Regions from separate parts of the Homo sapiens genome. Here region 1 is linked to region 2. Evidence: read pairs that join two places in POLR2A ChIA-PET (ENCODE). Cell type or tissue: PC-9. All regions are shown on one strand. Links, peaks and the distances in the headings refer to the core of each region. The heading gives the core; the rest is flanking DNA. Region 1 holds the start of DCBLD2 (discoidin, CUB and LCCL domain containing 2). Region 2 overlaps CRYBG3 (crystallin beta-gamma domain containing 3).

Region 1 (16,014 bases), core at 5,042-13,041, 1.0 Mb after region 2:
TTTAAAAGTAGAACTAAAATTGGGAAAACATTCTTGATCAACCAATTATGTAATACACTTAGAGCAGTGATTCTCAAAAGGTGGGTTGCAGGGCAGAGGAGAAGAGGACCCCACAGAAGCAATTTTACCTCCCATTTGGCAGTGTCTTGAGACAATTTTGGTTGTCACAACTGGAGGGGGAGGGGTGTTATTGGCATCTAGTAGGTAAAGGCCAGAAAAGCTGCTAAAACATCTTATCATGCACAGGAGGTCCCTCAGAACAAAGAATGATCAACCTTAAAAGTGAATAGTGCTGAGGTTAAGTGCTGACTTAGAGTTAAAGCTAGAAAATCTCAGAAAAAAGATCTGGTTTAGCTCTTGGCTGGGTTCCATTTGGCCCAAAGGGTAATGCTGTTCTATTCACTAAGAGACTGGTTTTCCCCCAAAGATCAGCAGTTATACTAAAGAGTTTTATGTTCCGACTTTCCAATTTTTAAAAAAAGTAAAAGGAATGTTTTATTTTTCTTTAACATAAAGAAATGCTTTTTATTAGTCTACAGACCTCAAATGATATATATTTTTTCTGGGTCAGGAGCTCTTAACATTAGGAGGGAAAGGAGCTAACAGTAATCATCTGTGACTGCTATTAATTCTGAGTAGCTTTGTACACTGGGAAGAATAATGATCTGTGACCAGGCTACACCACCTACTATTATTCCTGCTCATAAGGCAGAATTGACAAAAAGAGTAAAACTACTCTTGGAAAAAACAACATTCAGAGCACCAATCCATACATTCTCACCAACTCCAACTTCACTAACTTTCTCCTTCTCCAAACTCCATCAGCACTATCACTGACAGGTTCTCTTTTTCATCTTCCTCCTCGACATGTTCTCCACCAGACTATAACTGATCAAAAAGGGTAGAAGCCTGTTAACCTAATTTTTGAATTTTAATTTTATTTCAGCTAAGAATAAACACTGGAATTTGATCTTAATGATTCTTTGGCTGCACATTTATCTAGGGAATTACTCATAGAACATGTGTTCACTTCCTCTGAAGAGTGTAAGGTCAGATGTGTTAAGCCAGATACAAATTTTGATATTATTACAGGAAAACCCCCCCCCTTTTTTTTTTTTTTTTACTACTTATCCCTAGAAAAAAGAGAAAGAAAATTAAACGTATTTAAATGATAATGAATTATTGCAACAAAGAATGCATGCTTTTTTAGGCTACTCTAATTAAACTCCAAATCAAGTGTGTTTTTTGTTTAAGTATGTGCTTGTGATGCTGATTCCATATGACTTTCCAGCCACCCCCAGATTTTAGCCATATCACTACTGATAAATTGTATTAATTATATTCTTATATATGCATTACTGAATTTTAATAATATGAACATTGTGATTTCCAAAATTATTTCCTTTAACAGCAAATGCAGGATACACTTGCACAAATATGCCAAAAATGGAGAGCAAAGGTTTAAACTTTTCCAGTGAGTTTTCAAGGTTTTTTTTGGTGAACTGGTGAGTCTGACTATACTTGCTCTAAATAACTGTCACTTTGGTCACATAATATATCTGCGAGATCTTAAAATGAGAAAGCATGGAGCTTTTACGAAACAGAAAAGTGTTCAGAAGAGTAAGTTGCAACTGTTAACTAACGTATCTGATTTCATTTGGTTACAATAAAGTTTTTATTATTTGGTACTGTGAATTTTTAGACCAGAAGTACTATATCAACCTTGTAATTGTGAGGTTTGTTAAGTTGCATCACTACAAATCTCAGATAATTCAAATACTACTCTAATTTCACTTAATTTTTTAATGTCCTCTTTAGCCCTGGTAATTTTCCTTGTTCTGAAGTTTTGTCTGAAATTAATACAGTGACTCCAGTCTTCTTTAGTGTTCACAAGGTATATCTTTCTCCATCCCTACAGTTTTTAAATTGTGGTAAAACATATATAACATAAATTTAGTATTTAAAATATATTTCACTTTTTAAAGCAGTTTTAGGTTCATAATAAAACTGAATAGAAAGAACAGATATTTGTCATATATCCCTTGCCCCTACACTTGCATAGCCTCCTTCATTATTAACATTCCTGACTAAACTGATACATTTGTTACAATTGATGAACCTACACTGACACATTGTTATCACCCTGAGTCCACAGTTCATATTAGGGTTCACTCCTGGTGTACATTCTATAGGTCTGGACAAATATATGACATGTACCCACCACTATAGTATCACACAGAGTAGTTTCACTGCCCTAAAAATCCCATGTTCCACCTGCTCATCTCTACCTCCCCCAAAACCCTGGTAACCACTGATCTTTTTCGGGTCTCCCTAGTTTTGCCTTTTCCAGAGCATCAAACAGTTGGAATCACATAGTTGGTAGCCTTTTCGGATTGGCTGCTTTCATTTAGTAGAATGTATTTAAATTTCCTCCATGGTTTTTTGTGGCTTGATAGCTCATTTATTTAATTTTTAAAATACTGCATAAGATGCACATGCATTCAGAGTCCAAAGAGGGTCAATGTGACCATTTTTTTAAAAAGACATTGCCCCCAGCTTCATTCTTTTTAAGCTCAAACTCATCTCTGCATGTGTGATAATCTACAAAACTGAATAACATGAAGGAATGTGAGCTATATATAAATCCTCTTCAACTCCACCATGCACATACTCTACCTAGAATGCAATGGTTATACACACTGGAGTCATACAATCAATTTAAATGTCCTATCTACCACTCACTATGACCTTGAAAAGGTTACTTATTGCTGCTAAATCACAGTTTTGCCAGGGGTAAAATGGGAATATTAACAATTCAAGCTACCAAGGTTAAGATTTAAACGACATACCATACGAAAACAACTGGTGTCAAGGTCCTAAGCCATAACAATGTGCTCAATAAATATTTGTGAGTACTATTATTGTCATAAAAGATCAGAACAGCTTTTGCCCATTGTTTATTGACCCAGTACACTTGGCTACAATCTGGCGAAAGTTAAGAGAACAATGGCACATTATTTTAGGAAATTTAAATTTATAGCATGCTTTAAAGCTTCTAGTGTCTTGTAGAAAGTATAAATTTATGAGAAAGTAATGCTCACTAATCAACCCAATGACCTCTACTGCAGTTCAGTAACTCACTCTCAGGACCACAACCTGGACTTTATTTTTGCCATTATTGGAAACTACTCCCAACTCTGAAATCTTAAAAACTTTAACATCTCGCTCTTCTGGTTACAGTCTCCTGACCTCTCAGCTCTCTTACACCCACTGCATACTTTCTGTGAACTGGATTTCTCTCTTCTCTCTCCATCTGTTAAGCTGATCCTGGCCTCACTTCTTTCTCTACCTAGTCTGGGCCTCACGTCCAATACATTAACTACACTCTTTCTGATATCTTCGCTTTCTAGCCACTGTATTCTTCTTGAGCATATATCTGCCTGGCAAAAGCTCCACCCTAGATCATTAAATAATTTCTCTTTGTCAAAGAGTTGAGCACTATAGAAAGAGAAAAAACTCACAAAACCCAGGAGATGAGTGTCATCAGATAGTAATGGGTTCCAGCCTCAGATGGGCACTCAAAGCCTCTCAGTTTTCTCTTATTTGGTGGTACTCAAAGTCAAGTCAATGTTAGAATCACTTACAGGCTAATTAAAGGTTCTCAGGCTCCTATTTCCACCTCCCTGGATTCTAACAAGTATGTCAGAAAGATGACCTGAAACTTGGAAATAGGGTAAAAAAAAAGTGTGCAGCACATCCTTTAAATGTCATAAAAAGCAAAAGCCACTCAAAGTTATAGGGCAAAATAATTACCACCTGCTATTTAATGCTGATTAAAGGTTGCAGTCTTGGTTACATGTTAACTTACAGATTGTTTGGTAAAGATGCACATAATTTTTCTATAGTTGAAAAAATAACCTATAGGTAAAAGTTTAAGGCTTTGTTGGCCATTAATCAGTTTTGGCCATCTAATGCAGCTATCATATCCTAACATTGCCTATAAACACCTAGCTTCTCAAATACTCTATGGACAGTTTTAACATTTTACTGATTCCCTCATTAATGAATGAGTTGAACAAAATATTTGGTGTGTTTATCTTATATTTGCAAGACAACTGATTTTGCCTTTTTTGCAAATTATAACCTGTAATTGTAGTTCTTCAGTGGGGCCTTGGATCTGCAGTTTTACAAGCTTTAAAACACTAAGGGTAACAACTAAAAACACACAAAACCTCCTTCTACATGGTGTCCCCTCACCACCCCCCATCTACCACCTTTTTCTCACTTTTTCCTTCTTGTACATAGATTTCTTTAGTTGCCTATACTTGATGTCTTCTTTGCCTCCTTTTCTAATGTCAATGCACTGCAATTCACGTTCAAGACTGTTGCGGGTTGAATTGTGTCCCTCAAAAAGACACATGTTCAAGTCCTAATTTTTGGTACCTACAAATGTGACCTTATCTGGAAACTGGATTTTGCAAATGTAATCAAGTTAAAATGAAGTCATTCTGGAGTTAGGGTGGGCCCTAATCCAACAACTGGTGTTTTCTAAGAGGAGGAAAGTTTAGACAGAGATGCAGGGAGAACCACATGTAACCACAGAGGCAGAGACTGGAGTGATATATTAAAAGCCAAGCAATGCTAAGAGTTGCAATCACCAAAAAGCTAGAAAGAGATAAGGATCCTACCTTAGAGTCTTAGGAAAGAGCATGGCCCTCTGCACACCCTGCTGTCAGAATTCTAGCCTCCATAACTGTGAGACAATAAATTTAAGTCAGTTAAGCTTGTGGTACTTTGTTACAGCTGCCCTAGGAAACACACAGATCTACATATCCAATGAAACTCTTCACTAAAGCAGTCAGTTTCTGAGCTGCCAAAAGCCAATGGAGAATTTTCCATCCTTATCTTTTGTTACCTTCTACAGCATCTGGCATTGCTGGCACTTCCTTCTCTTGCTTCCTTCTCCCTTACTTCATATCTCCCCTCCCTCCTTCTTAAATCTCTCCTCCCATGTCTTAATTCCTTTAACCCTCCAACTGCATCTCGCAGACCTTAACTGTATGTAACCTTGTTACTACCAGCTGTTGATGTTGCTATTCTTCAGAGTTCTTTCCCCACTCTGTATTCTATGTGGGCAATCTACTCCTTGACTTCAGTTGTCACTAAATGGAGAAAGCTCCAAAGTCTTCAATCTTATCTATATACATACTAAGCACTTTTGCTCAGAAGTTCCACTTCATTTGAAACTCCACATGTCCTACGCATTCAATGAACAACCTCCACATGTCCAGCAGTGTGCTACTAGGTATTAGGAACAACAGTAAAAATGTCAGACAAGACCCCTGTCCTTACAGAGTTTACAATATAGGGAGTAAGACAAACACAGAGAGTCATTCCAGGGATGATGAGTACTACAGGGAAGTAATGAGTGCTTCAGTGTGAGTGTGAGAATGTGTGTGTGTGTGTGCATGTGTGACAGAGGGAGAGGGAGAAGGAGAGAGGGAGAGGGAGGGAGAGAGAGAGAGAGAGAAAGAAAGAAAAAAGCAAGCAAGCAAGCAAGCAGTTAGCTAGGTAGAAATCCTGGTGAATGAGAGAAGTGGAATGCAGGAAGAGGAAGAAGATTCCAGAAAGAAAAATCTCAATATTAAACTGACTTGGCTCTCTCAAATTTAACTAATCATTATATTTTATACTTTTTATCTCCTTAGCAGTTCTAAATTTAGTCCCTCTGAACAAGTGCAGGCCCTTGCAAAGTTCTCTAATAGGTTTCCCCACTTTCTATCTTTTCTCCCTCTAATCCACTGTCCACACTTCAGCCAGAGTTTCTTAAATACTAACTGGGTCATGTAGGTCCCTTATTTAGAAATCCTTTAACTGTTTTCCACTGATGATACAACGAAGTTCAAATGCTTCAGCCAGGATACAAAGGCTATCATAATCTGGCCCCTGATTCCCTTTCTGGTCTCATCTCTTCACTTTTCCCACAACCTCTTTGTTCCACAGTCCTGAACTATAGGTGACTCCCCACATGCTCCACGCTCTCACCTCTGTGCCACTGCACTTAACATTCCACTCTGCCAAGAATAACGTCCCTCCTCCTTTTATCCACCTAGCAAATACCTACTCAATGTTATTTTCTTTGTGAAACCTTTCTGAAGCTCCTGGTGTTTCTCCCTATTTCCATAATAATATCTTTCTGTACTTAATATGCTTAATTATGCATATTTATGTCAGGTTACCATACCAACCTATAAAATTTGGTTAGAAAGGCAATGCATTCTACTCACCTTTATAAGCATACACACAGAAATAAAACATACAAGGCTCTTAGCACATGCTGTTGAATGAGAAATAAGCCTAAACTAATGTTATGGTAGACAACTAACACATTAGAAAGTACATAGGCTTTGGAGTCCAACAGACTTAGATTCAAATTCTAGACATGCCAGTTTTCAAGATCCTGGACACTTAACTGCCACAAGCTTACATACCCTAACCAGTATACTGGTGAGGATGCAACTACCTCACGGATGAGGATACCACCACCCATCTCCCAAGATAAATGTAAAGGTTCAGTAAGAACTTCTTTAAAATACAGTGGTCTCTTTATAAATGTAACACTCTTTCTCCTAGAAGAGGATGCCTCTGTTTATCTAGTACCCTGCCTTATCCTTCTCTGGAAGGTGCTCTGCAGTTTCCCAACAGTTTTAATATGACCTCATGCCCCCTGGTTATTTGACTGGTCCAAGGGTGGGTACTGAATCACACTGGGTCAATGTGAGGGCCAACTCACCCTTTCCTGGACCTTGTACAATAGGGAAAATACAGAATTTCTCCGTGTTAAAACCGTAAGCCTTCGGGATTGCCAGCAGCCATGATTCCTTCCACAAAGAGAAAGCCAGACTGAAACAAGAGGGAAGAACTAAGCTGAGTCCTTGGTTCCTGAAGTCTAGCTGCATTCCTGCCTTCCCCTCTCAATCCTCCCAATAGTTTCTCCTTCTACCTTAATCAGATATGGATTTCTGTTCTCTATAACCTCAAAAGTCCTAACTAAAACACTCTTCCTCCATGCATGCAAAAGAATGTCCACCTCACATCCAGACCTATAAAGCTGGCTTTTAGGATGCCAAGAGTAGACAGAAACAAAGGTATATCAGGAAAGAAGAGATAAAATGATCTGAGATGGTGGGGATCAAAAAACACTGAAGCACACCAACAGGCAGAAGGCTGAAGAGGCAGAGCAAAGGTCAAAAAGGAGAGCACAGAACTCACATTAAGATTTGGGTGGGCTGGAGACAGTCATGCCTTTCTGCCACATTCCTCTATTGCATGCTCTGACTCCTCTCACTGAGCTGGGGGTGGAACAATAATTGGGGATAAAGGGAAGAGGGATGGAAAAGTGAGTCTTAGTGGAACGGAAACATATAAAAATGGAAATTTTAACTGCAGAGTAAAATGAAACAAAATTTTCTTTGACATATTGATTCATTCATTGAACAAAAATTTACTTGCTACCCAGATTCAATCCCAGCCCTCGTTACAGTCTAAAAAGAAAGATGAGTTACATATTTTAAAATATTTAGAGTAGTAACTGGATGTCAAGTTCAACAAGGCTATTATTTAAATCCAGGTATGTCCAAGTCCAAAGCCTCCAGATTTTCAAAGACCACTGTAGTAAGAAAAAAAAAAAAAAGAAACCAATAATAAAGATAGGCAAAGCTGCTTGGTTTTTCAAACTAAAACAAAAACCAAAACAAACAAAAATCTGACAGTGTAAATGACAGTTTCAGTAAAGCAGAAACAAAACCCTTGCTTTTTTATTGCAAGGGTTAAAAAATAAATTAACAATTTAACAAATATCTGCTGTGTGCCAGTCACTAAGAAAATATACAGCACAAATGTAGATTACCATTTAGAAAGCTCGTCACTGAAAAAAGCAGAGATACAAGGTACCACAAAGCAATGAAAAAAGAGATATGTAAAAGCCAGTGGCATTTTGAGCATGTTTCCAGATATAAAGTAAAAGTGCCATCAAAGTGTAAAGCATGCCAAAACAAAATTCACATTCCCCAATGTAGCAGTGCTCTGATAAAGAGGAAGAGGACAAGGTTTCAGTCAGGAGGAAGTCATACTGTGCAAGGATTAGGAGCAGGGCAGGAGTTCGGCTGTACAAATCAGCTTTACAAAGTGAGATAGTCTGCTAAGCAGTAATCCCCACTTGGGACTTGATTAGCCAGACCTCATTTGTGGCAGATCTAATCACGATGACCACATGACTTAATCTTGTAACTATGAGCTATCCAGAACCAGAGAAAGCAGAGAATGGGGATTATCACATGGGCCCAAGTTTGGGAACTGTCCAAGATCACGGAAAGAGCATTGTTGAGATGATGGATTTGGGGTGCCTGAGTTGAGAAGAGATAACCAAACCTAGTGACAGACAAATGAACCAGGTGAAAGAGGAAGCACCTGAGGCTAATGTCAGGCCTAACATCGCAGATACAAACTCCTCAGTCTGCCCCTCAATGGGAAGTCCTCCACAATACGTTCCAGCCTCCATTTCTCATTACTTTTCTATTACACCAGATTAGTGAAGCTACCTGAATGCTCCCCAGCAACATCCACTGGCAAGAAAAAGGAGACAGGCAACTACGAGAACAAAAACTAGGGGGACTTTTATAATATTGGAGATGCCTATTGAAGTCAGAAGCTGAAAGCATGCAAAGGAGAAAGTGTGCCCAAATTGCTGGCACTGATTTAGGCTGTCACGGTTGTTAAGGATGACCCATCTGAGGGGAGCAGAGCTTTCTAAGAAGTAGGCATGTCTATTTTCAGAATTTCAGCTTGAAGGATTCCTCTCATAGTCAAGGGTGTGCAGCAAAGGAGTCTTCCTCCTGGGAAGAGGTGGGACTGGGAAAGGCTGGGAAGACTGTTAGGCTCTGAGCAAACAGGTAGTAAGGGTCAAGACATGGCTCTGTTCCCGGCTCCTGAACTGACCACTAATTTACGGGGATTAGGCAAAGGACAACAGCATGAAGTGCATGCCGGTGCCAAGGGATGAACCAAATAATGTGCTCAGGGTAGCAGATTAACTCTAGAAATGGGGTTCTTAATTCACATAATTTGAATGACAGACACTATGATAAGTATTAGAAATAAGAAAATGAATAAAACTCTCTCCGCTGGCAGGAATAAATACTTAGAATACAGTGTGGAATGTATTATCCGGAGATGAGTGTGTGGGGACTGTTCGAGAACTCTTCATAAAGGGATGATACCCAAGAAGGGTTTTGAAGGCTGATCGAGAGTTTACCGAGAAGACAAGGAAAGTAAGAGCATTTCAAGTAGAGGAAACTGCATATATGAAGAGGTTAGTATAGGGAACAAGGCAAAATGGCATGAAATTATATCTTAGAAGAATAAAATTAGCTCAGTCTCATATCTGAACTATACAGTGTGAGAAATGCTGGCATTAGATTAAGTCAGAGTGAAAGGGAGGGACCAGACTGTGAAAAAAATTACTTACATGATACGCAAAGGAGTTTGGACGGTATCTTACAGATGATAAAGGGGCTGCTGGCAACACTATGGAAGTCATTAACACAGCTCCAAGAGGAAAATGCCCCAGCATGTGGTACCATGCCTGGCCCACAGTAACCAACCAACGTTTTTCCAATAACTGGGCAGACACAGGGCATGAGTTCAAGAAGCAAACAGTGGAGCATGACCAGAATGAGTTTTGCTACTCATTCTAAAAGGGTGGGCTTTCACACTCCCACTTTCCTGACTCCCCAGGTTATAATCTTATGATCTTACTCTTCAAATATCTGCTGTTCCTTGTGGACAAGAAACCTACCAAACTTCAAAGCTTACCAATCTAAAACCACTTTATCAGTGAGGCGTCTCCTACTTCTCCAGGAGTTGTGAGCTTTTTCTGCCTTATACAACCTTCTTATAACCTTCCTTGATTATTATTATAGTAGGCGTCTCCTGCTTCTCCAGGAGTGGTGAGTTCTCTCTGCCTTACATAACCTTCTGATATCCTTCCTTGGTTATTATTATATATATTCCAACTTGAATTACTTTCTCAAATAGACTGTAGGTTCTCTGAAGACAATAACAATGTTTTACTCTTCTCTGAATGTCTCAGGACTATACTGAGGTACATGCACACTCTCTTGAGAGTTCACAGTTGGTACCCCTTCATACTGATAGTTCTTAATGAGAGAATGATAAAGAGTGCCAATACCTTCTCTTTGATCCCAGGCAATTCAGTTTTGAAGGCAAGGTTGCACACACCCTACTCAACAAAAGCCTTGCAGGGAATTCTGGGCCACTCTCCTTAAAAAGCAGTTGAGGGAACGTGCATCTTGGGATTCTCCCATAATTCAAGCAGCAAATCAAAGTTTTTCTTTCAATTACACACCCATCAGGGTGCACGTTCAGCTGGTGAATGATGTTTTAGTAGCCCTTGGAAATCATGAGTATCTCATCAGCTTCAGTGGGTACTGCACTGGCACTCATTAGATACTAGTTTATTTGAATATCTGTATTTTCTGTCCTCATAGGTTGTACTAATTTAACCCAAATAATGAACTGAAAAATTAGCCTGATATTTGTTTCTAAACTAACATTTTGAACTGAAATACTTTCTCAAAGATTTTTCTCCAGAATGAAGAATTCAATTAAATACAATAACAGCTCTGAACAATACAGTAATTACTTTATAAATACTGAATGTCTTATGATAAAATTTTGCATTTTGAAATTTTTGTTTTACTGTATTTTGTAGGTATGCTTATGTGTGCTAAATTAGCCTATAAGTTAATTTTACATGAACACACTATTAAAATTACAACTACAAAAGATTATGCAGGTATGTGAATATGTAATAGAAAGGAAAGTTAAAAATTATAAGTCGATGGATTAGAAGACAGAAATGTGGATAATCATCTACGTTTTTAGTTTTGAGTAATAATCATTGTTATCCATACAATATTTAAAAATAAATACAAAGTCCTATGGCCGTAAGGTTGTTATAAAGAAAACCGAATCCAGGAGCCACATCAGAAAAATTGCCAAATTGTCTCACTTCATATTTCAACAATCACACTTAGCAAATATCACTATCTTTATGAAGCTTTTCCTCATCCTTCTACTGTTGGGTCATCATTCCATATCCTTCCAAATATATCAAGAAGTGGAAGCAGAAACTGTCTACTTGTATGCATTCAATTAATGTCCAACATTACTACCTGAGCTTCACTTCCCAGTGTCACTTTGCTAAGTGTAGTCCTAAATTTAAATTCTACTCCTATGTAAATCTAGCCCTTTCCCACATACATGATCTATTAACTTTTGGAAATTAATTTGTCATTTTAATTCTACTACTGGTATTTTACTTATGCCAATTCCACCATTTTAAGATATTTTTACATGTTTGTCTTTAAAATGAGGCTCAGATGTTCAAATGGAATTATCAACTATCCCCAGGGAAAATAATATGTTCTTTTTGTTTCTAACACTGAGAAATCTACCTATAATTTACCTGCAATCTTAGAATCAATTTTTCATTTACAAGTTTCAAAAATGTGCTGTTTCAATCTGATCATTCACACGTGTGGATTGTGTGCTGCTTCTAATTTTCATTTTGTAAAATTAATTAGAAATATAGCAGAAAAGGATGCTTTGATTTATTTGCTTCTGAACAAAACTGGATAAGAGCCCCAATGTTTTATCAGACAAAGAAAAGACAATGGAAATTTCTAAATTAACCTAATGTCAATGTGAAAAATAATTACAAATGTTTATTTGCAGAGAGAAATAAGTTTTTATTTTCTGGCAACTCACAAATATTGTTCAAAAATATTTCCCTGCATCACAAGCAAATAAAGGCATTCCTTGACAGAATATAAACTTTTTCACATATTGGTTCCAAATATGTTCAAATAACTGAAACATCCTTTTTAAGAATGAACCTGATTTGTTTCACAGATTAAATTAGCAAAGAAAAACTAATATCTTCACAACATGTTATATATTAATAGGCCCAAACAAATCAGGCTTAATGGTTTTTAAGAATTAATTCCCTGATATTTTACCATGTTCAAATTACATTCTAACCAAGAAAGTAGGCAAGCCTTCCAGGATACAAATGAGGAAGCTGAGCTCCTGATATGAAGTAACCCAAATTCCTACAGTCATAATGGAAACCAGAGACCTAAAATCATAGTAAACCATCAACTTCCAATAAATTTAATACAATAGCAAATATGCTACCAGCATAAGTTTCACCAATTTAATTTTTTTGAGAGGTACATTTTACAGAAAAAAAGTCTTCAATAAAAAAGATTTCGAAGACCAACTTCTTGATATCCAACTTAGAACTCTACACAAATACAAGCCATATGTGAAACATCAACATAATAAATAGAGGTAAACAGAATATATTTATAAATTTATAAGTGAAACAGAACTGGTTAAAATACATCTGTTGTGAAAAGTCGGTAAGTTTTCAAACTAATGATACATTTTATTCGGAGCCAAATAAAAAGAAAGGTCATTGTGAACAGAAAATCTATTGAGGAATAGCTATGTATGACATTAATTGGAATGAAGGTAATATATTCTGCTATTTCAAAATGATGTCAGAAAGAAAAAAGACACTGAAGCACATTTCTACCTCTCCATACTAGATGCATTTCTACCTTCAGTTGTCAAATAAAGAAAAAAAATCTATCAAAGAAACCTTTTTTGCAGTTTAATTTTTATTCTGACTATATGCGAATTACAGAAAATTTAGAAAAGTATAAAGAAATGTCCCACAATTTTACCACCAAAAGACAACAACTGTCAACAGTTTATTTCCTTCCAGTCTTAAGACTTCTTATAGAGTAAAAACTCTACCTTGTAGCTGAACATTACAACATGTACAAATCCCATTAAAAATTCTAAAGGTGTTTTAAACAGACTTCTTTTCAGGTTATGTGAGGGAATATCAGTAGACCCTAAAGAACATCTGTTAGACTGGGAAGACTGGCTTAAAAGGAATTCCACCACGGGCTGCTTTAGGGTCCTTTGAGTAAAAAATTTAATTTTTAAAAATGAGAAAATTCAAATCTCAAATAATTGTGAGTTTTCAGATGATGTATACCTAATTAGCTCTTAATTTATCAACTTAGTAAGATCGAGATTAGTAATAATCATTTATAGCTATTTTAAGCTTTTCCCTTTGCAAAATTCCTGCATACTATCATTTCATTTATATTAAGCTATGAGATAGGTATGCATGCTCACCTTAATGATGTAGAAAACTGAGGTACAAAGAGATTAAATATTAAATGATTTAGCAAAATTTACCCAAGCAATTTAGAAGAACTAAAAAAAAAAAAAGTCTTTTAATTATCAGAATCATTTCTATTTATGTTGATGTTTACATAAGATGACACTGTTAAAGAGAAATGTATTTGTTAAAATGTTCTGGTAAAAAAAAATTATATTAAACCTTAAAAAATGAAGTAATGTTGCTTGTCTGATTAGACTGGCTATTTCTTTTTCTTTTTTTTTTTTTTTTTTTGAGACAGTCTCGCTCTGTCGCCAGGCTGGAGTGCAGTGGCGCGATCGCTGCAACCTCCGCCTCCCGGGTTCAAGCGATTCCCCTGCCTCAGCCTCCTGAGTACCTGGGACTACAGGCATGTGCCACCATGCCCGGCTAATTTTTTGTATTTTAGGAGAGACGGGGTTTCACCATGTTGGTCAGGATGGTCTCGATCTCCTGACCTCGTGATCTGCCCGCCTCAGCCTCCCAAAGTGCTCGGATTACAGGTGTGAGCCACCGCGCCCGGTAGACTGGCCTTTTCTAAAAACAAGGCAATCCCTCATTTGGAAGGTAGACATGTAACTGATTCTATACTGTTCCAAGATTTTTTTTAATAACATGATACAAACACTATCAGATCCAGAAACAAGCAAAGCAGAGTACTCTGCCTATGGAGTAATATGCCCTCCTGCATCAAGGTACCTTATATTCTTTGTGTCTCAATGTCCTTACGTTTGAACTGGGATAACAATAACTATCTCAGCTGATTGTAGTGAAGATTCAAGGAGTTAATAAACCCAAACCACTTAGTCCAGTTGTTCCAGCCACAAAGTAAGCCCTAAGTGTTAGCCATATATAAGCCTGTTTTCCCCCCTACCAGGAGGGAAATACATCTCTACAGTGGAAAGAAGGATTTCACACTTTAATATATTAAATGATGATGATGTTCAGTAATTTTAGAAGACGATCTAACTAAAACCTAAATGCTAAGCATCTAAATTTTGAGTTACTCTATATAGAAACGTGTCTAGATGTAAGGGGTCAGTTTGCCAAATACATTTTTTCCTTATAGTTACAGAGATTATATTTCCACATGCCTGTCAAGGTTCGGCATCTTCTTAATGACAGGCCATGATTCCATACTTCACTGAAAACCATGAGAGCAACATAAAGCTGGGCTTAAAGGCAGAGAACAATTTTCTTTTTAAAAAACTCTCTTCCTAGCAATAAGTAACAATCCAATCCTTATCCTTCCCACTGCAATAAAATGGAAAATGCAATGGAAATATCTTTTCAAAAACTGATGCCAAACTGATTCAAAAAGTGTGGTACACTACGGGAAAACAGTACTAAAGGGGAAAAGAAATCACCCTGCATTCTCCTTCCATTATGATAAGTATTTAATAAACAGTTTTGCCTGTTTCTGGAACAGGTTTTTCAAGGATTGTAGGTGGAAAAAAAAAAAAGTTTTGTCACTTTCTGGAAAGGCTTACCTTTTTAATGTGGAGAGCTTCACTTGGGCAAATTAGCATAGCGTTGGGTCAGACCCAGTGTTTGACCAAGGCAGTCTAGACCACCAGCCTCAATGATGGATTGTAAAGAACATGTTCTGAATCCAAGACTCAGAGATAAGCAGAAACTATTCCATTCGCTTCAGAACCCGGGCTCTTTCACAAAGGATCATAATTACCACCACTTACCTTTAATAGGCTTAAGATGCTATTTAATTAACCTGCCTTCCTACAGTGTCCATCCATCCGTGCAGCTTAACTTTAGGGGTCATTACCTCCAAAGGTTCTTTTTCCTCCCCAAAATTTTCCCCAGAAGGACCTAATATCAACGAGGCTTTCATAGCAGGGTCTCACGTCCCCCTTTCAGAAAAATAAATGGCCTTGCCAAAAAGTAAAGCCGCGCCAACTTGGGGGACAGACGGGCAAGACCTTGCCTTTGCAACTCAACCCCGTGAGTACCCAGCCAGGTCCGGCCACGCACGAAAGCGCACCGCGCCTCCCTGCAGCGTCTGCAGATTTGTTCAGGGGCCAAGAGACCCGCAGCCCCGACGGAGGTTCCCCCGCCGCTCACTCCCCTGGGACCACTCACCTTGCTGGGCTCCAGCGTCCTCGAGCAGCAGGAGCAGGACAAGTAAGAGCAGGAGGAACAGAGGCATGGAGAAGGAGGAGGAGTTGGAGCAGGGAGGGAGGGAGCGGGAGAGGGGGAGCGCGGCCCAGGCGGGGGCGGCGGCCGCGGCCCGGACTTGGGGACACTGCGGGCAGCGCCTGGCTCTCACCACCGCCCGGCTCGCCATCGCGGCGGCCGGCAGTCTGCCTGCATAGTGCGGGTGCCTCGGCAGCCCCGCGCGCCTCTGGCCGCGGCACCCGACCAGGAGACGGCGGCAGCGGCGGGAGAACAAGAGGCAGCCCTCGCCTCACCCCGCGCCGGGACCCTTCCGCCCCTCACCCCGCTTTCACCTACTCCTCCTTCGTCCCTTCCCTCCGCTCCCCGCGCCGAGACCCCAGGCCGGAGCGCAGGGGAGGGGAGGGAAGGAAGCGGAGTCCTCGAGCCGCGGAGGACGGCCGCGGCGGAGCTAAGGAACGTGCCTCCCGCGCCGCGCTCCTCACCAGGGTCGCCGCTCGCCGCGCTCACCCGCGGCTCCGGCTAGCTGGCAGGCAGGCCCGCAGCCAGCTCCCTCGCGCTCC
Region 2 (15,388 bases), core at 382-8,381:
CACGAGGTCAGGAGTTCAAGACCAGCCTGGCCAAGATGGTGAAACCTTGTCTCTACTAAAAATAAAAAATAATTAGCCGGGCATGGTGGCGGGCGCCTGTAATCCTAGCTACTGGGGAGGCTGAGGCAGAGAATGGCTTGAACCTGGGAGGTAGAGGTTGCAGTGAGCCAAGATCGCACCAGTGCACTCCAGTCTGGGCTATAGAGTGAGACTCCGTCTCAAACAAACAAAGCAAAAAAGAAAATGTTTTGAGGTTGTAGAAGTTGTATAAAGTTTGTTTCATAAAAATATCAGATTCTTTGGTTGAAATATATCATAACTCATGTATTTTAGCTGGACTACTTAGAAAAAAAAATTGCTTGGTCAGAATTTAAAAAGCATAATACTGAAGCAAGGTTATTTTGAAGTCTTTTGCTAATATTTTTCAAACTAAATTAAGTGACAACATTCCAAATTTCTCAAGGTACTGTATGTGGGAAAATTGTCACTTTGCATTTAGCTTATTAGTTTCATGAAAAATCTTTCTGTTAAGTAAAATTTTTAAGTATTTGACAGCAGCCTCGCACTACAACAACTCATGTTGTTCATGCAACGCAGGGCAGTGAGCAACCTAAATCAAACAAAAGAACTGAAAACTTTATAGCTGGAAAATGTTTTAAATTCAATTACAGTTTTCTTTGATTTAGAAATATTTAAATATTTAATGTAGAATGCTTATTAAATATGGGACTTTCCTTTCTGGCATTTCCAAGATCATGGTACTTTCAAGATAAAGATACAGGATGTCCAAGGCCTGTATTTTTACCTTAAACAATCTTCATGGCAAATAGTAATACTCAAAGACCAACCAAAACCTTGCAAAGCAAAGTCATTTTAAAAGAAATGATAGGATTTGAAGAAATATTTCTTTCATGGTTCTCCACTGCCTACCAAATCAAGTGGCACCTCTTAACTCTGCATTATAAGGCTCCCAAGTTCTGTTTTGCCAGCCTTGTCTCCCCACACTCTGGGTGCACACTCTGTGTTTCCTACCAGTACACTTTTCCCCAGGATGGTTCTCTTCCTAGAATTTCTTTATTCACTATCCCATCACAACCTGCCACATTTTCCACTCACTGAAATATTGTTTTTCAAGGTCCCTCAATACTACTTCCTCAGAAATGCCTCTTTGAACCTCTGTATGCCCTCACCTCCATGCTGGTGCCATTTCCATAACCTAGTGTTTTCCTTGTATTTTACCTGTGAATGTAACTTAGTCCCCTGGCTTAGTAGAGCTATGCAAATATGATCATCTGTTTGACCCATTCTAAGCTATGTACTTCTTGAGGGCAGAGACAATGTGTTAATTTCCTATATATTTGTATTTATATCACTTGTATCGAGAGAAGCACCTTGCTCATAATGATCACTAACTAAATATGTGATAAATTGGATACAAGACTGCTAAGAAAATGAATTATGCATCTTTTCACCGATGTTTCTTAAAGCTTACTTTTCCACTTTTATTATTTCAGAATGTTGACAAACAAACTCTGAGATGTAACCCAAGACCTGGGAAGGTAAGGATAACTTTCTCAAACTAAGATAAAGGTTAAACATTAGGTAACTTTCAGGCTTGAGGAATTTAATATAAGTGACTTAGATAATGATTTTATTCAAGGATTTAACATCTAAAGTAACATTTGCTTTTGTATATTTAGGATATTTATTTCTATGTTCTAGGACATTTTAGAATTTAAAATACATTCTAAAAATTAGTTATTGTAACTACTTACTGCTATTTACTGTGTTGCAGATGGTTATCTATGATCTCCATGAAAGTACATATAAACAAGAAGTCTACTGTAATATTCCTGATGCTACATCATGGTCTTTTCCAAATGGAGTTCTAATAAAAGTTGTAAGGGGCTGGTAAGAAGTTTCTTAAAATTTTATAGCATATTTTCTTAAATTAAATGTGTCTTCTTGCTGTTAATGCTTTTTTTTCTATTTTTTATTGAAGTCATATTCTCCTTCCTCTACTTTTCGACAGAAGATTTTGAAACATTATTATTAGTGTGTTATAACTTAATTGTTCTTTTTATTTACTATGGCATAAAATACAATCTGTTTTTAGTGCTTAAGCCAGTAAGTTGCAAGACCTAATCTATACAATCAATACCATTCTGTAACTACATTATTAGCAGGATAGATTTGGCAAGTTTGGGTGAATGCTTCAGTTGAATGAAGCATAGCTTTGAAAATGAGTTCAGAATTTGTGGGATGCTGAGGAATGTGAAGGCCACATAGTTAAAGTTGTTTGTATAGCTGACTTGCTCAAGAAGTGAAGGAATCTTTGTATGGTCTAAAAATGAGGGGCAACCCTATCTATTTATTATGGACCATGACCCATGGACATGCTGGAGCCAGAATTTATCTGTCCAGTGTTTAGGCTACCCAGGTCAGCATTCATGTCTTAAATCATATGGTGTAATCTCGTCTTCATATAATAAAATGGGACATGTGTCCTGTGTTATTCAGCAACAAGAAAATTAGAAGTATAATTTGGAATTGTTGCACTATTGTTTTTTATGCAACTGTATAGTTTCGTATAGACCACATCTATAAAGAGCATACATACATAAATATAGACATAGAAATATATTGTGGTACTATGTTCAGAAAGTATTTTTATTTCCAAGGTATATGCACTTTTATTTTTTCTTTACTGTTCGCCTGTACTTAAATTAGCATATATCATTGTTTCAAAAAATAGGGTTATATGCTAATAGTGGAAGATATCCCAGCTTAAAAAATTTAAGTAGACAAAATGGTCTGTGACTTATATGCCTTATTTCTTAGAAAATTAAATATAACTCATCATTGCATTTCTCTTTGTTTAGCTGGATTTTATATGAGAAACCACATTTCCGAGGTCAGAAATGTGTGCTAGAAGAAGGGGAAAAGGTGTTAAATCGTGACTGGATTCTTCAGAACAGAAGGCATCCACAAAGAAACTTTATATTGGGTTCTCTCAAACGTGTCTTAAAGGTAACAACTGTAGATTTTTCTATTTTTTATTTGATTTTATTTATCATATAGTAAACCTGTGCTGTGGCCTGGCGATGTTTACAAATCATTGCTAATTTTTGTGCTGTTATTAATCTTCATTACCATATTGATAATCTTTTGAATTTATGCAAATAGAGTGAATGGCAATTAAAAATATTAACCAGAGGTAATGTAGTTTATAAAATGTTACATGGGCCGGGCGTGGTGGCTCATGCCTGTAATCCCAGCACTTTGGGAGGCTGAGGTGGGCAGATGACCTAAGATTGGGAGTTCGAGACCATCCTGGCCAACATGGTGAAACCCTGTCTCTACTAAAAATACAAAAATTGGCCGGGCGTGGTGGTGCAAGTCTGTAATCCCAGCTACTCTGGAGGCTGAGGCACAAGAATCACTTGAACTCGGGACACGGAGGTTGCAGTCAATCAGGATCACGCCACTGCACTCCAGCCTGGGCGACAGAGTGAGATTCAGTCTCAAAAAGTAATAATAAATAAACATATAAAATGTTACATGATGTACTATATATATATTTTATAGGATTATACTATTGCTATTAAAATAAGCTAATAGGAATAGTATTCTCCTATAATAGTATACTATACACTATACTATAATAGTATACTACTATATTAGTATGCTACTGCTCCTACTGTAATACTCCTAGTAATATATAATAGTATAGTATTGGCTGGGCACTGTGGCTCACACCTGTAATCCCAGCACTTTGGGAGGCTGAGGTGGGTGGATCACTTGAGGTCAGGAGTTCAAGACCAGACTGGCCAACATGGTGAAACCCTGTCTCTACTAAAAATACAAAAATTAACCAGATGTCATGGTGGGCAGCTGTAATCCCAGCTTCACAGGAGGCTGAGGCAGGAGAATCACTTGAACCTGGAGGGCAGAGGTTGCAGTGAGCTGAGATCATGCCACTGCACTCAGCCTGGGCGACAGAGCAAGACTCTGTCTAATAATAATAATAATAATAATAATAGCAGCACAGTATTACAGAATACTCCTAATTAGTATACACTGTTCCTAATTAGAAGTATACTATTCAGGAATCTTAGAGATTCCTTATTGATTTCCAGATATATCTTTTTCTAGTGTAGATTGCTACTACTTAGTATAGACGTGTGTGCATGCATGTGTGTGTGTTAGGGGAAATAAGGGAGGATTGGAATAGGAAGGGAAGGTATTTTTTACTTTTCTGCTTAGAAAATATTAATACTAAGATGAGAAGGGTCTTCCAATATAATAAAATATTTTGTAAGAAGTTCTGTGGTAGTATAGAGGAGGGGTTAATTAGTGATAAGGACATCTTAGATAAGGACAGAATTCTCCTCACATGTATTCTTAAGATTTCCTTCATAATATGTGATACAGTACAGTTACTCATGTGACAGTAATGGATATATGTAGTTTTCAAGTTATGGAGATTTCATTTATATACATAAAAAGTATAAATTGAGATGAAAACTATCATGATGACTTGGATTGTTATTATTAAACTCTTGACAGTGGTCTATAGCATTCAGAGAAATTAAATATAGCCTACAGAAAAACTCTAAGTTATAAAGGTGTCTGCACATATTTTATGTGAATCAATACTGTCTGCAAAGCTGTAGGCAAACCTATATTTAACAATATTTGTGTCTGCTTTTGAGCCAATACTGTGGTGTGCACAGGGAATAGAAATACAAGTGAGATATGGTTCCTTACTTCAGGTTGCTTAAAGACTCGGGGAGAGCAGCTGAGTCACATGATTATATGATGTGAGAAGCGTTCTCCAGGGCACACAGAAGAAACAACTCACCTTTGGGAAGAGGCGTGTCACCTGGAGGAGGTGGCACCTGTTTGGAATGTTGCAAGGACTAACAGGAGTTAAGCAGTCTGGGAGATATGAGGGAGTTCCTGGCAGAGCCACTTTTGTCAGATACAGAGGTGAGCTTTGGTGGCCTAGTATACTGCAAGGAGATTAAGATGGCTGAAGTGGAGAGAGCAATGTCCATTTTCACTGAAAGATTTAACTGTAGTCAGTTCAGTTCTGCAGATAACCATTTGAGTGCTCACTCTATTAACTCAACTAGAAATTCCTTGAAAAAATGACTAGTTAGTTCGTAACTGAACTCTTCTAAGATTTATATCACTTGTGGTTTTGTGCTTTCTTTGTGAAATCAGGCACTATGCCAAGGCCTAGTGGGAAAAAAATGAGTAATATATGGCAAACAGCCACCTCTCTCACCCCCCCCACCAAAATCAAACAATAAAATCAAACAGATTTAATCTGGTGAGCATAGATATTTGAATGGATATTTGCACGTCCACCATTTGCTTAGAATATATTATAAGAAAGAGTAAGTCAGGCTTGTACTTTTTCTTCTAGTGTTTGTTCTCGGAATCATTTTTTTTTTAGTTGCAGTGTTAGTTCGTGTGTCTCGAACAGGTTAACAACTTTTAGTGAGGAAGGAAAATAAAACTATTGAGCATTGAATGGAAGAGGCATGAGCCTTGTTTAAATATTTTACAAAGTAATAATTAGGCATCAAACTGCTTCCTTTTTCCAACGTTGTCAGAATTCTTCCTATCGTTGCTTCACTTTCATGGTGGTTGTTTCCATGACGGATTCACTTCTCCCTATTCTATGCCAACTTTATCTTGTTGAATCATCTTTATATTAGTTGTTATATTGGTGTAGTCAAGACTTTAATGTCCTTTAAAGATAGTTATTTCATGATGTCTTCACTTTAGAGTACACCACCCAAACATTGTTTGTACAACACAATGCAGAGGAAATTTGTTTGTGTGAGACAGTTAGTTACGTATTTTGTTACTGTAACTCAGATCCCTGGGGGGACATTAATATGGAAATATTTGAAATAATGTTACTAGAACTCTATTATTAATAGCATACAAAAGAGCCTTGAGGATTGACAGGTATAGCGAATAACCTCAGTAATCAGTAATTGTAGATTCCAGTTAAGGGTTGTCTTTGTACCCAGGGAAAATAATTGGGGGTGAAGGTAGTAGTGTGGTGAATCTTGATTCAAGTGCTTTCATTTATAAAATTAGAATAAATGAATATTGCAAATTACTATGTTTACTGTGTATTTAAGGTTTTTTTTAAAAGATATGACATCTTTCTTATGGTAAGATCTGTTGTTAGATGCAGGACTGAGGTATCTTATATAAGGTAGAGACAAATATATTTTCTTACTGTGTTTGTTTACTGTGATTTTGTTAACTATAAAACTGTCTTCATTCTTACTAATTGCCATAATAGTATAAGTTTGCAAATTTCACTAATATATTTGAAAAGTGTAGCAGGACTACGAAAGTATACAAGGAAGCCATATAAACTTAAATTGTTTTTTGTTTCTAGGTTACTTTAAAGTGGCTTGCAGTTGCTCGTGTTTGACTTTCTTTGTCCATCAAGAATTATACATATGTTTTGCAAAGCATGCTATTTCTGTGAATAGCCACCGTGAAGATAGAACTTAACAGTGAAATCTTTTTCAATCAACTAGAGCAAAAATTAGTTTTCTAGTGAAGATAACAGCAAACATATGCCTTCTCATTTTTGTTTATTTTCATTTTTTAGTGATTACACTTTTGCTATTATACTGTTTCCATCTGTGTTGTTGTAGACTTGAATGCTTCTTAGCTTTTCCCTTTTAGAGTACACCACCCAAACATTGTTTGTACAACACAATGCAGAGGAAATTTGTTTGTGTGAGACAGTTAGTTATGTATTTTGTTACTATAACTCAGATCCCTGGGGGGACATTAATTTGGAAGTATTTGAAATAATGTTACTAGAACTCTATTATTAATAGCATACAAAAGAGCCTTGAGGATTGACAGGTGACTGTTCTAAACATTTCTGCTTATTTTTGAAGTGAAACTTTAGAACGAAGTATACTTTTATACTTTAAAGGATATTTTAGATTATGCTTCTTTACTATTTTGCATTTTAGAACCAATTTTCTGAAAATGAGATGTATAAACTTGCTTGCTTTTGTATATTAATAAGAATGATTGAGAATTCAGTTTGGGGAAAAGTTGAAAAATCAGACTATTATACTTTTAGAATTGCAAAACTTAAGTAGAATTGTTCAGTCTCTTATAAATGCCACCTCTATTATTACATTTACCTATTAAAGCATATGCATTTGAATCTCACAGTGTCATAGGGGATAATTACTAAAACTTGAGTTGTATCGAGTTCTATCATTAAATACTCATGAGTATTGAGATAGTGTGTTAAGACAGAAATGTACCTGTAATTTCAGAGAAGGGAAAAAATAATTGTAATTTTGATTCCCTAAGAAGGGATAAGGTCTTTTTTTGAGTTAGAACTTGACTATTAGAAGAGCTTTTTGAAAGTAAGAATACAAAGAATTATTTCTTTAGTTGAGATAGGGGAAACATCTGCAAAGCCTACAGAGGCTGGAGTGGAAGTGGAGATAGCATGAAGACCAATATGATTGCAGAGTTGTAGGAAGTTAGTGTGGATCACTAGTTTGGTGTCCTATTATAGAAAGACAAACAGAAACATGAATTTGATGTGCTTGGGTCTGAAGCCAATGAGTTTCTTGAGGAAAGTGATGTTCTAACAAGTTCAGCTGTCTAAAGAGTAGTAGCTAGTGCTTGACTAGTGGTTGTAAGTAGGCCTGTAATCAAAGTTTGGGCCTAACCAAGGGCTGTGACAGTGGAAATATGTAAGAAGAGATATGCATGAGGGAAATTTTTAAGGAAGGTCTCACAGGACAATGGGTGCATGATTTTTTAAGACTGTGATGGAGTAAAGGGTCAATTTCATAATGCTTTTCTTCTTCAAACCTACTGCACTAGGAAATGGAGTCCTACAGGGAGGAAAACAGATTTCCTTTACCCTCACCTCTAATGACTATTTCTTTTGTCAATGTAAATTAGATAAACACTGAAGAGGGTACTGCTTCTCTACTTGTTTTTTTATATCCCCGATGAGATCAGCTTTTATTTAACTCTCTTCCTCCCTTATGGTTTTATTATACTGCTAAGAAGGAAGGCTTACAGACATTTGGCACTCAAATAGTTTGGTAACTCTGAAATCTGAACTCAATTTGGTAACTCTAAGCATTGCTTAATGGAACGAATCTTTAAAAAACAAAGCAGAAACATTGAGACAATAATTTTTCCATAAAATTTATGATTTTCATGTCATTAACAGCTTTTTAGAAAAACTTTTTAAAAAAAAAAAGGGTGAGGAGAAACAATATTTCCTTTATGTTTTCTTTGTGAAGAAATTCAACTCAATAATGAGAACAGTGTAACTGTATGTCCAGGACATTGAGAAGACTGGACTGTGTGACTCTAGTTGATTTCAAAGCCAAATTATTTTTTTTTTTCAGGACTGCAGCATTCCAGAAATAGAGCTTTTCCCACAATCTGACCCAGCCTGTTGTCCTGTCTACATACAGAGAGCAGTCCCCAATTTGGAAGAACTGAATATCTCCAAATCTGTGTCCTTCACTGTGAAGTCAGGAGTGTACGTATCAGTTCCTTTTTATTATAGTGATTGATGGCCACCAATTTCATATTTCAATAGATGACATACATTTTTCTAAAGTTTCTAGCTAATGTTTATACTCTCAGTCACCCAAGAAAGACTGCAGGGGTTAAAAGATTCTTTGGATCTAATTAGAGCTTTGATATATGACTCACAGGAGCAGGTATAGAATTCTGAGATGTAGTTCTTGATATATGGATCTATTGTCTTTTCATCCAACAAATTCTGTGATTGAGAAATAAAAGCATGTCCCTGGCCTAAAATTTTGGAGCCTGAACTATTTCTAGAGTGTCTAAGTTCTGATAGTCACTGACTGCCTCTGTGGTATCAGGCACATATGGCTTTTTTGTTTATGACTCCTCTGTTCCTGAAAGGCAGATGGTGTTACTCTCATATTATATATGAGTGATTTGTCCCAGGCTACTAGCCGGTAAGCATGGATTTGATACTAGGCCTCTCTGGTTCTAGAGGTATCTGTTAGGACTATGGGTCTAAGTTCAGTCTTAGTTCATTCCCAGATTGACTTGACTCCAAACCCTGTGGATATCTGGCTCAACATGAAACCCTCTGCTCCCTCACTGTTTTTGTTTACTTTGATGATGGTTGGTATACAATTCTGGGGACACTGTAGGACAACATTTTTGTCTCCCCCACATGTGAATTAGAACTTGTGGGCAGGCTGGCCATGTGTGGTGGCTCACGCCTGTAATCCCAACACTTTGGGAGGCCAAGGTGGGTGGATCACCTGAGGTCAGGAGTTCGAGACCAGCCTGACCAACATGGAGAAACCCCATCTCTACTAAAAAAATACAAAAAAATTAGCTGGGCATGGTGGCGCATTCCTGTAATCCCAGTAACTTGGGAGGCTGAGGCAGGAGAATCGCTTGAACCCAGAAGGCAGGGGTTGTGGTGAGCTGAGATAGCACCATTGCACTCCAGCCTGGGCAACAAGAGCAAAACTCTGTCTCAAGAAAAAACAACAAAAACAAAAACAAAAAACAACTTTGGGGTAGGCCAGTAATTGGCTGTGTCCATGAGGAATGTCTGTAATTATCAAGCTTAGCTGGAAGATGGGTCTTTTGGGAATCCAATTGCAAATACTGTTCCTTAGGCAGCCAATAGAACTGATATTGATTCTGAAAACGTGGCTCAAAATGTAAAACACCTTGTGGAATCCCTACCTCTGATTGTTCCAGTTTAAAAAAGAATGGAATATAGTGAAATTGTTTTTGATTTTCTAATTATTTCCCACTTGAATTAAAGGTGCCACGTGTTTTAGGTATCAGAAAAATAAAAGTAATGCCTAATGATTGGAAAATGTATCAGACTTATTATAGGACAGATAGCTTATTATAGGATGGATAATGTGTGAATGTAAATAACATGGTAACTATTATCGTTATATAATGTCTGGCTCTCACTTTGAGTGTGTTTTACTAGTGTAATTCTGTGATGGAGGATTTTGTTTTTTTATTTTGGTAGCCCTTTTTACTTACAGAACCAGACTAAAGCAGTACTATTATACTTTAACTAACTATCTATTTTTATATAGTTGGCTTGCCTACCCAGATATTAATTTTAAGGGACAAGCTACAGTTCTGGAGGAAGACCATGGGCTCTTTGAGATTTCTACAGCAGAAATGAAATCATTACATCCGCTTCAAATGGTAAGCAAATTTAAAAAGAAGCATTCCTTTTCCCAAGTACCCATGAATCCAAAATTAAATAACCATGATGTTTGCTCATGCATCTCAATCTCAAGTGAATATGTGTACTACTGAATTGGCAAACTATTGTACTGTAGTGCCTTCAGTATTTACAGTATTTCTTTTTTGTTACAAACATTTACTTGAGTGGCAGACTGTTCAATTAAACATTGGCTATGTGATAAACCATTTTTGGTTAGTCCATGCCCCTTAAAAACATAGCCACTAGGACAAACTAAAACATTTTAAGAAATATCACAACGTGGAGTAGCACTTGAAACAAAAAAAACTACAGAATTGGGGTTTTTGTAAGGAAAGAGTTGCTTTTTATGCTGTACAACTTTGAGGTCACAAAGACAGTGCATGTGAGAAAAAGTGTTGGTAGAACTTGGAAAGGTTAGTGTGGTTAGCTCAGTGCTCTAATTTAAAAAGCCCAAATAATTGTAGGGAAGACCTTTGGATTAGCTGGCTAAGAAATCTACTCTGCTGAATGAGATTTCTAAGTTTACTAGCAATACCACTTTTCTTTTTGGGACACTCTGAAGTGGGATTAAATCTTAATTGGTCATGTGTACTCAAGGACTAAAGCTCAGTTTCCTTCCTCATAGTAGTTGTAATCTGGAAAGTGTATCCTTAAGATTTCTTGCCCCATCTACATTGATGAGGAACACTATAACTTGGTTTTGGCTACTATAGAGTTCTGTGCTTAAAGTTTAAAATTTAGCACAATTTGAATTTGACTGGTGTGTAATCTTCACTGGTTAGATTTTTATGTAACCTACATATATCACTTTCAGATATTACATTCAAATGTTTTAAATATTTACCTGTCTAATATTAAACTATCTTGTCATCTTAAGGGTGGACTGAAAGTGGAAATGCCCATGAACTTAAAGGTAAGTCTTGGACTGATTTTTGTAGCAGGCTAAAGAGTCTCAGGATTAATATTTATTCCAATAATTTTGAAACATTGGAATAAAAAGTACCTCCACATATGATTATACTTAGCTAATGGATTTTGGGGAGGTGGGAAGTGAATGCACAAAATGTTTGATGAGGGCCCAACCCTATGGCTGTGAATGGAGAGTGGGATCAGTCTGCAAAGATGGAGGTCTGTACCAATAAATCAGTCAGACTCACTACATTCTGCTACAGGGTGGAAAGGTGATAGGTTTGATTTTTGTTTTGAGGGAAGGGACTTGAGAAAGCAGCTAGTTATTGAAGTGGAGATATCTAGCGGGCATTTGGGAGTGATGCTCAGGAACATGATCAAGGCTGATCAAAAGGAAGTGTAGGTAGCTCTTATCAGGTAGATGGCAGTTTGTAAGTATGAGTATCCAAAGGGAAAAGTAGCGGCGAGGCAATGAAAATGGGTAGCAGTGGTGCCAGGATCAAGCAAATTCAGGGAAAGAAAGGAGGAAACAGAATTACAAAGTATGTTTAGAGAGAGAGAGAAGGCAAACCAGTACAGTGATAAAAGATGCAAACAGGCCTGCTTGTAATTAGGTTACAGCACCTCCAGAGGCAGGTATGGAAGCAGGGATTCATTCGTCTTCCTCTTCTCTAAAGCAAGATGCAACTCCTTCAACTCTCCCATTTCTGGGCTTTCTGATTTATGGAACTGACTTCCATTCTCTCAGCCACATAGATGTAGTCTTTTAAAACTTCTTTATCTGAGTGTATCTAATATACTTTGACTGTATGTTGGAATTATACATGTTGGAGTTTTTAAAAATGCTTGAGCCTGGGCTGCACTCCCAGAGATACTGTATTAGTTTGGGCCGTGGTCAACAGTTTGCAAAGAGTCCTAGGTGATTCTATTTGCAGTCAAGATGTAAAAGATGTACAATTAGCTGTGAAGCTGTCTGAATGCCTTCTGTCTCAGTCTCCTAGTCTGGTCAATCAGGACTTCAGTTGTGACAGGCTGGATCTTCCTTGGACATTTGCAGTTTGACAGGTTGTAGGTGTATATGAATGGATTGGTAATCACAATTTATAAGTTGTTTGATATTAATTTGTGGCTTTCCCATCAAAGAATTTGTATTTCTTACTGAGTTTGAATGTGGTCAGCATATGTAACATGTATTAAACCCAAATAAAACTTTGTCATCTCAAATATAGTACCCTGTGCAAACCTAACATGGAAAAGTGCAGGATTGGTACTATATATTGTTTCCCTAATATTATCAGTTTTTAGTCGTAAGGAAGCTATAACCTTTTGATTTAGTGTTTTTAAGCATGGGGTTTATTTGGCAAGATATTGAGTTGACATTTGTGCACAAATTATTCCATTACCCACAAATAGGACCAAGTGAGAGAATGTGGATAAATGCTGTTATCACTTCCTCATACTTAATGCAGCTAGTATTTGAGAAGTGAAAAAACAGCAAAATAGTAAAGGAGAAATACTATTCCAATCCAAATTTGAAGTAAATGCCAAAAATTTGTTTCTGACAATATGTATTGCATCCCCTCAATTTGAATCAAATATCCAATCTTTAGAAATAATATTTTTCAGTAATTTCTTATTTTTTAGGAAGTTTTGTATTTAAATTCTAGAATTTGCATGTCTGTTTCTTCTCAATGAATAGTAGGCCATAGAAGCAGTTAGCATTGTAAGAAACAGTATGTATTTTTAAAGTCAATAGATAATTTATTGTTATACCCTGGAATCTCAAGAGAGTTCTTTAGGGGAAATTCAGTAAGTAGAAGGAAGGTCTATATTAAAATTCCGAACACAGGGATATACTTATAAAGATAATTCAAGAATCAGTTAGTTATAAGGCAGTTTACCCTATGAGATGATCCCAGTATTTGGGTGACCCAAACAATGTAATCACACTCAAGTATATTATTGTAATATGAGAGAAACTTCTTATTAAATAAGCTATTTTATCCTTATGATGATAAAGACTCACATATTCTTTGTGAATATCCAACATTGTGCTATACTGTAAGTATACATGAGGGGACTTCAAAAAGTTCATGGAAAAAATGGAATTAAAATATAAAAATAACTATAGACGTTATTTTTCATCATAAGCTTCGTCACTGTCAAGACACTTTCGTAAGCAGTCATACCAGCTATTTAGTTCACCCTAAAGAACTGAGGGTCTTGCAAATTAACTATGTCAATGCAGTCTTTTTTATGTTATTAACTGAAGGAAAATGGGTTTCCTTTAGAGTTTTTGTTAAGATTAGGGGAAAAAAAGAAGCCAGAAGGAGGCAACTCAGGAGCGTAAGGTGGATGCCTAATGATTTCTTATGGAAACTCTTGGGAAATTGCCCTTGTTTGAGGAGAGAAATGAATGGGAGCATTGCCGTGGTAGAGAATGACTTTCTGGTGAAGCTTCCCTGGGTGTTTTTCTGCTAAAGCTTTGGCTAACTTTTTCAAAACACTTTCATAATAAACAGATGTTGTTCTTTGGCCATCCAGAAAACCAACAAGCAAAATGCCTTGAACATCCCAAAAAACTGTTGCCACGACCCTTGCCATTAACTGGCCTGCTTTTGCTTTGACGGGATCACTTCCACCTTTTGGTAGCCATTGCTTTGATTGCGCTGTGTTTTCAGGATCATACGGGTAAAGCCATGTTTCATCTCCTGTTATAATTCTTTGAAGAAATGCTTCAGGATCTTTATCCCATTTGTTTAAATTTTCAGTTGAAGGCTCTGCTCTTATCTGCAGCTGATCGGAGCATAACGGTCTTGGTACCTATAGAATGAAATGTTTGCTCAACTTTAATTTTTGAGTCGAAATTGTGCAGGCTGAACCAACTGAGGTATCTGTGGTGTTGGCTATTGTTTCTACGGTTAATCATCAGTCCTTTTCAATTAGGGTGCAAACAAGATGAATTTTTTCCTTTCAAATTGACGCGGATGGTCTGCCGATTCTTGCTTCATCTTCAACATCATATCGTCCCTTCTTAAATGAGTTACCTATATGTAAACTGCTGATTTCCTTGGGATATTGTCACCATAAACGTTTTGTAAATCATTAGTGATTTCACCATTCTTCTACCCAAGCTTCACCATAAATTTGTTTATTCTTGCATCATTTTTAGCAAAATTTGTGTTGCTCTGATAGGGGCTTTTTTCAAACTACTGTTTTGTTCTTCTTAGCACCTCGAAGTAGATCCTTTTCAGATGTGTTATAACAAGTTAGTAGAAGTTGATTTTGGTGCAAAAAATTTTGCAATCCCTGCATAGTTTTTTGTAATACACCTTTTCCATGAACTTTTTGAAATCTCCTCATATTAATTAAAAAAAAATAGATAGTAGTCCCTGTACATTTTGTGGTCTTTGGTGTCACTTAAGTAAATATGTGTCTATATTAAAATATAAACATGTTAAATAATTTTTCAGGTTATTATTTATGAAAAACCTCACTTCCATGGACAGGCTAAAGAGTTTAGTGAACATATAGATTCTGTTCCTAATTTTTTGAAAAATAATGGAGATTTTCACAGAATTGGATCAATTCGTGTCATTGGTGGAGTGTGAGTATCATATTTTTAACATTTGCACAAGTAGTCTGTTTTTGAAGGTCAGCACAAAAATGTGCTAAGCAAAGCAAAAATGATTTGTTTTTAATCTAAAAATATACATTCCTTCTGTAATATGGAAAGTAAAAAATATTAGTTACTTATGGTTTTCTGTGGACTCTTGTTTGTATTAAATATTTTGAGATATATTAAATGTAGAAAATAGTTTCTGAAACTGCAGCACCTTGTATTTCTGAACACAGGATAGACTATAAGAATTGCAAGATAAAATTAGGTTTTCACAAGTTATGAACGTGAATGACAGCCCCAGTTTTTATCCACTATTTTGTTGATCATACTTGACTTATGTACCAAGGACCTTGCCAGTGAGCCTTCCCTTGTTAAAAAAGGATCTGGGTTATGTGTTTCCAAAGTCAAGGATTTTTGACATTGGTTGCCCTCCGGGCTCTGAACTGCTTTTGAGGAAGCTCTCTAGGAACCCCTGGATATAAACCCAAGTGTAACCATCATTGCTACCATCGCAGTCTTAGTCAGCAGTTCCTGGGGCAGAAGCCCCCCAAATCTGTGATGGGCCTGGG

What was found. ChIA-PET counts read pairs that join two places held together with the same protein. Peaks named below come from ENCODE experiments on the same cell type or tissue, not always from the same donor. Only the 100,000 strongest peaks of a DNase experiment are listed, where the experiment ranks them.
Region 1: POLR2A ChIA-PET joins it to region 2 with 8 read pairs; 1 of 35 experiments calls an interaction of 5 or more read pairs at or near these places.

Annotation. Positions count from the first base shown.
Region 1 is chr3:98,885,704-98,901,717 of GRCh38, forward strand. It overlaps DCBLD2 (discoidin, CUB and LCCL domain containing 2), which reads right to left and starts at 15,992. Exons shown (of 16, transcript NM_080927.4): 1 at 15,419-15,992. The coding sequence starts at 15,623. RefSeq lists enhancers at 14,891-15,607, 15,608-16,014 and a silencer at 15,431-16,014. In PC-9, for the core only: a CTCF peak has its summit at 12,627; no DNase peak of the experiment used is centred there; H3K4me3 peaks cover 2,384 bases; H3K27ac peaks cover 639 bases.
Region 2 is chr3:97,878,190-97,893,577 of GRCh38, forward strand. CRYBG3 (crystallin beta-gamma domain containing 3) reads left to right here. Exons shown (of 22, transcript NM_153605.4): 5 at 1,515-1,559; 6 at 1,796-1,911; 7 at 2,883-3,030; 8 at 8,442-8,578; 9 at 10,152-10,266; 10 at 11,166-11,201; 11 at 14,671-14,804. Among named protein-coding and RNA genes, the nearest start is that of CRYBG3, 64 kb to the left of the region's middle. In PC-9, for the core only: no CTCF peak of the experiment used is centred there; DNase peaks (open chromatin) are centred at 4,882 and 5,162; H3K4me3 peaks cover 981 bases; H3K27ac peaks cover 1,508 bases.